Linked DNA regions of Homo sapiens: region 2 is linked to region 1. The links are chromatin loops, found by intact Hi-C in ENCODE. Cell type or tissue: sigmoid colon. All regions are shown on one strand. Links, peaks and the distances in the headings refer to the core of each region. The heading gives the core; the rest is flanking DNA. Region 1 overlaps NXN (nucleoredoxin). Region 2 overlaps NXN (nucleoredoxin).

The links. Hi-C counts contacts between places; a loop is a spot of excess contacts. Peaks named below come from ENCODE experiments on the same cell type or tissue, not always from the same donor. Only the 100,000 strongest peaks of a DNase experiment are listed, where the experiment ranks them.
Region 2: a loop joins it to region 1, with 2.1 times the contacts of the local background. A loop is called at or near these places in 2 of 110 quality-filtered maps.

What each region holds. Positions count from the first base shown.
Region 1 is chr17:845,967-848,870 of GRCh38, forward strand. The region is part of intron 1 of NXN (nucleoredoxin); the gene reads right to left. It overlaps LOC124903894 (a long non-coding RNA gene), which reads right to left. Exons shown (of 2, transcript XR_007065574.1): 2 at 519-1,103. Among named protein-coding and RNA genes, the nearest start is that of MRM3, 65 kb to the left of the region's middle. In sigmoid colon, for the core only: no CTCF peak of the experiment used is centred there; no DNase peak of the experiment used is centred there; H3K4me3 peaks cover 1,356 bases; H3K27ac peaks cover 704 bases.
Region 2 is chr17:953,338-956,241 of GRCh38, forward strand. The region is part of intron 1 of NXN (nucleoredoxin); the gene reads right to left. Among named protein-coding and RNA genes, the nearest start is that of NXN, 25 kb to the right of the region's middle. RefSeq lists an enhancer at 1,805-2,305 and a silencer at 2,396-2,624. In sigmoid colon, for the core only: no CTCF peak of the experiment used is centred there; a DNase peak (open chromatin) is centred at 1,370.

The DNA.
Region 1 (2,904 bases), core at 201-2,700:
GCGGGAGAATTGCTTGGAGGCCAGAGAATCACTTGAGCCTGGGAGGCGGAGGTTGCAGTGAGCCGAGATCACACCACTGCACTCCAGCCTGGGGGACAGAGCGAGACTGCATCTCATAAATAAATAAATAAGGTTTTAAAAATTAGGTGTTAGGAATAATGCTCACAATTTTAAGGAAATTGCCAGGCACGGTGGCTTGTGCCTATAATCCCAGCACTTTGGGAGGCCAAGGCAGGTGGATCACAAGGTCAGGAGTTCAAGACCAGCCTGGCCAAGACAACCCCATCTCTACTAAAATTACTAAAATTAGCTGTGGTGGTGGGCGCCTGTAATCCCAGCTGCTCGGGAGGCTGAGGCAGGGAATTGCGTGAACCCGGGAGGTGGAAGTTGCAGTGAGCCAAGATCGTGCCACTGCACTCCAGCCTGGCGACAGAGAGAAATTGTCTCAAAAAAAAAAAAAAAAAAGAAAAGAAAAAAGAAAAAAAATTTTAAGGAAATTGAACACACGAACAAAGGACTTTTAGCAAAGCAGTTTTATTTTTGCACAGAGGGGTGCCCCTTTGGCCAGTCGCCATGAGAGCACACCTGAACAAAGGGGCACAAAAGCCTTCATTCCTGACACAAGTCCTGCCCCTGTACCCTTTTTTTATTGGCCGGAGTCGGGTCTTATAATATAAACTAATCCCAGTTGGATAAACATTTGATTTTTTTTTAGATAGGGTGGGTACGTTAAAGAAAAGTGGAGGGAAAGGGGAAGGGGTGTCTGTAATGAGCCAGAAAGTTAGTCTTTCTTTAAATAAGGAAAGGAATGTGAGCTGGTACTGATAACGCTTGGTACTGTGGCATGCTGGGCACTTAACAAAGGCGAGAAGGGAAAAGGAGAAAAAAGGAGAAAAATGGTGGGGGTGGAGGGGTACAATGAATTAAAGAATAAAAGATTGATCAGATTATTTGAAGAGAAACCTCATCATATCCCACATAGTCAAATCATCTCGAAACTTTCCGCAGCTTCTGGTAGATGAGGAATGTGACTACGTAGCGCCTACCGCCCCAAATGCTATTATAAATTCCAAGTCGGCAGGGTGAGCTTTTCCGTGTCCGCTCTGCAAAATGAACAGAAGAGCAGGAAGTGTGGTTGGTGGGAACCACGGAGATGTTTGTCATCTCGGCACCGTCCGTACCTGTCCCCCCGCGGAGCCACTAGCACTCGGCACAGCTCCCTTCTCAATTTCCTATTTGATTGTTATTTCACAAGGGCTTTTTTTTTTTCCCTTCTCGGCTGCGTGGAAAGCTCTGTTTCTTGGCAGAACTTTCCAGTGCCCAGTTATAAACCCCGTGTTGATCACTTTCCTGCTTCAGGAAGTCCCCACTGAGCCCTGGGCCAAATGACAAGGAGGGGAGAGGAAATATTTACAATGATGTGAGAAACTCCCAGCCTGGAAAAAGAGATCAAAGAAAAAAGTCAGAAGGGACCGTTCTGCACGGAGCCTGGCACGTGAAGGCTTTCTCTAAATTGGCCTGGACCGGTCCACAGCGGTAATGTCACCTCACTGGGAATCCGGCAAGCCAGGCGTGTCCACAGCTCTGCAAACAGCCTCAGCCCCACTGCCACGGACCAGCCACGTCCACAGCAAAAGGAATCGTGTCCGACACTAAGAAACTGTGACCACCCAGTACCAAAGATGCCTTTATATAGAAACGGACTGTGGCTTGCATTCTTTCCCTCCACCAGCTCCTGAAATGAAAGGGTTCCGTCACACAATGAAATAAGTAACAGCAGGGAGAGAGAGAGAGGGGAGGTAAATTGTTTGGAAAGTAGAAGACAGGGTGGAAAAGATGAAATTCAAGACAGATGTGTGAGACCCGCAAACATATGTCTTTGAATTTATGCATCCAAGTGATTGATGTAGAATAAGAAAAAACAGCTACAAGCCCAATAAAGAAATAAATATAGGAGTAAATACAGAACAAAGTATCACGTTCCCCACTTCTTCCAGACCAACATCAATTCTCGTCTCTCTTTCTGCTACATAAAGTTGTTACAAAACGGGGCGAGTGAAGGATCGAAGATGAAACACTACGAATTAAGCAGAGGTTCTCTGTGGTCCCTGACACCCTCAGGAGGACGTCAACCCCTGACGATTCATTTCCAATTACTGAACGTTGATTTCCTGTTTTGTTTTTTTTTTGAGACGGAGTCCTGCCGTGTCGCCCACGCTGGAGTGCAATGGCACGATCTCGGCTCACTGCAACTTCTGCCTCCTGGCTTCAAGCAATTCTCCTACCTCAGCCTCCTGAGTATCTGGGATTATAGGCACCCACCACCACGCCCGGCTAATTTCTTTGTATTTTTAGGAGAGACAGGGTTTCACCATGTTGGCCAGGGCTGGGCTCAAACTCCTGACCTCAGGTGATCTGCCCGCCTCAGCCTCCCAAAGTGTTGGGATTACAGGCGTGAGCCACTGCGCCCAGCTGATTTCTTGTCTCTAAAAGGTACTGCTACGGCTTAACACGAGCAGGATTTAAAAAATAGTAGCATTTGCCAGGTTCGTGCCTGGTCATTAAGAAAAAATAAAGCAGGAAATTTAGATGGGCGTTTCCATCAAAACACAAAGTCCAAGGCTCTGGCCGGAAAGCCATTTTTACAATGCAGTCAGTATTCGTGCATGTCACTTTACTTCCAAACAGCGAACTCAAAGGGGCCACCACACGATTGGTTCCAAATGCCTCCTACTGAGAGACACAGGCAGCTTGCCTCCTGGTTACCTTCTCTGTTTGCAGATTCAGAAGCTAACAAGAAAGCGGACAGCAGCAGGAATGGCCCTGGATGTCAGATGCATCAGACAGAGAGGCTGAAGTGTGGTCTGAGGACAGATCGCCAGGGGTGGTGGAGATGACGGAGGT
Region 2 (2,904 bases), core at 106-2,605, 110 kb after region 1:
CCAGGAGGCGGAGGTTGCAGTGAGCTGAGATCGCGCCACTGCACTCCAGCCTGGGAGACAGAGCGAGACTCCGTCTCAAAAAAAGAAAAGACTATGACCCCCCTCCCACCACAAGCAGGACGAGGCACCTCGGATGCCCCACACCCCCTGTCCCTGAGGACGAACTCTAAGGAACAGGAGAAACATTTTTATAACTTCCTCGCGCCCAGCATAAACCTGTTAGGATTCTCCAGCCAGGCCCAACCTTATAAACCTATGTCAAGTTCAAACTATACTCTCAACAGTTGTACTTATCACTCCACAGAGAATTCACACTCCCTTCTCTAAGGAGTCCAGAGTGAGACAGAGGCTCGTATCTGTCATCCCAGAACTTGGATTGCTTGAGCCCAGGAGTTCAAGACCAGCCTGGGCAACATAGTGAGACCCCCATCTCTAACAAAAATTTAAAAATTATCTGGGCGTGGTGACACGCGCCTGTAGTCCCAGCTACTCAGGAGGCTGGGGTGGGAGGATTGCTTGAGCCCAGAGGTTGAGGCTGCAGTGGGCCATGACCGTGCCACTGCACCCCAGCCTGCGTGACGGGTGCGGGAGGATGATGGTGCATGCACGTGGTCGTGTGGCTCCGTGCTGCGGCTCCTCTCTGTCTAGCAAAGTGCAACTCTCAACTCCAAGGAGACCTATGCTGGGTTTCACAAAGTACTTGAAAGCACACCAAGATGATTCTTGAATAACTGGCATTAGACACGATTCTCACTCCTGGCCAGGCGCCGTGGCTCATGCCTGTCATCCAAGCACTTTGGGAGGCCGAGGTGGGCGGATCACCTGAGGTCAGGAGTTCGAGACCAGCCTGGCCAACATGGTGAACTTCCATCTCTACTAAAAATACAAAAAAACTTAGCCAGGTGTGGTGGTGCACGTCTGTAGTCCCAGCTACTCAAGAGGCTGAAGCAGGAGAATCCCTTGAATCTTGAAGGTGGAGGTTGCAGTGAGCCGAGATCGCACCATTGCACTCCAGCCTTGGTGACAGAGCAAGACTCCATCTCCAAAAAAAAGAAACGCTTCCCGCTCCTAAGTTTTGGGATACCTAAATTCTCTCTCGAGTCAAGTGGCAGGTCTGACCCGGCAGCCTCCCTTCCAAATTCTCCAGGCTCAGGGCAAGCACGTGTCCGGGGCTGTCCTGCACCAACTTTTTGTTTTTCTCCTACTCAGGCATATTCGACCTCCCTGCTCAGGTTCCAGTGACTTCCTCAGAGCAACAGGGCTGATTCCCACGACCCCAGGCCCCAGGGCCGAGTGCCAGGTGCTCAGGTCGCAGCTGTCCCTCAACACCACTCGGGAAGGGGGCTAACTGCCCGGACGGGCCCCAGGATCACGAGCCTCCTCTCCTTCCCTGATGGCCCAACAGGAAAAAGTACTGTGGCTGCCAAGCCATCTGGATGGAATGGAATGGCTCTCTACCAGTTAGGGGCCGCATCGGCCTAGACTCCCAGATTGAAGCACCTGACCTTCTGTAAATTCCTTTCTTTACATTGCACATATTTCAGCGCTGGTATTCCCCCTCTTAAGAGCTCTGAGCTGTTGTCCAGTGAGGTAACATGTTTGTTTTTTCAGCCCTGGGTTACAGCCACTCGAGGCTTTCCACATAGGAGGTCTGCCCCGCGTCCCGGGCCTGACCCCAGCCCTTCCACAGGAAAACAACTCTGCTGTCAGGAATGAGCCCCCGCGACGGGGAGAGTGGTCTTTTCTAGAGGCTGGGATATGTAAACTCACACGGGAAAGATGGGCCTGTGGTATTTCCCTCTTTTCCAGCATGCTCATCTCTTTCTTTTTTTTTTTTTTTTTTTTCCTGAGACAGAGTCTCGCTCTGTCACCCAGGCTGGAGTGCAGTGCTATGTTCTCAGCTCACTGCAACCTCCGCCTCCCGGGTTCAAGCGATTCTCCTGCCTCAGCCTCCCGAGTAGCTGGGATTACAGGCATGCGCCACCACACCCTGCTAATTTTTTATTTTTTTTAGTAGAGATGGGGTTTCACCATCTTGGCCAGGCTGGTCTCGAACTCCTGACCTCAGGTGATCCACCCGCCTCGGCCTCCCGAAGTGCTGGGATTACAGGCATGAGACACTGTGCCTGGCCTCATCTCTTCTCTAAGAGCAAAACTTGGCAAAGTCTGACAGACACTGGTTGGACTTCTTTTAAAGGCTACCAGGAAAACTGCCAAGAAATATGACTGGCCCAGCCAGACGCGGTGGCTCACGCCTGTAATCCCAGCACCTCGGGAGGCCGGACGCGGTGGCTCACGCCTGTAATCCCAGCACCTCGGGAGGCCGAGGCGGGCGGATCACAAGGTCAGGAGATTGAGACCATCCTGGCTAACACGGTGAAACCCTGTCTCTACTAAAAAAAAATACAAAAAAAATTAGCCGGGCGTGGTGGCGGGCGCCTGTAGTCCCAGCAACTCGGGAGGCTGAGGCAGGAGAATGGCGTGAACCCGGGAGGCGGAGCTTGCAGTGAGCCGAGATTGTGCCACTGCACTCCAGCCTGGGCGACAGAGCGAGACTCCATCTCAAAAAAAAAAAAGAGAGAGAGAGAGAAATATGACTGGCCCAGCCATACAGAGGCTGAGAATCTGGAGGCTGGTCTGCCATCTGACCGCCTCCTCCCTGAGCCTCAGTTTCCCTGCCTGTCAAAGAAGACTGTGGCCACATAATCCCCCTGTCCTTTCCAGGGTATCATTCAGTGACTGCATTGTTCAATATTTTGAAATAAGGGCATTTAATTATGATGACAGCACCAATAAACACTGAGACTCACCTTTCTGCTTGGAATTCCAAACCTCTTCCCACCGGAATCCCGCCAAGCCTTCAACTCTCCATCCAAACCATTCATTCTTTCTTTCAATAAACAC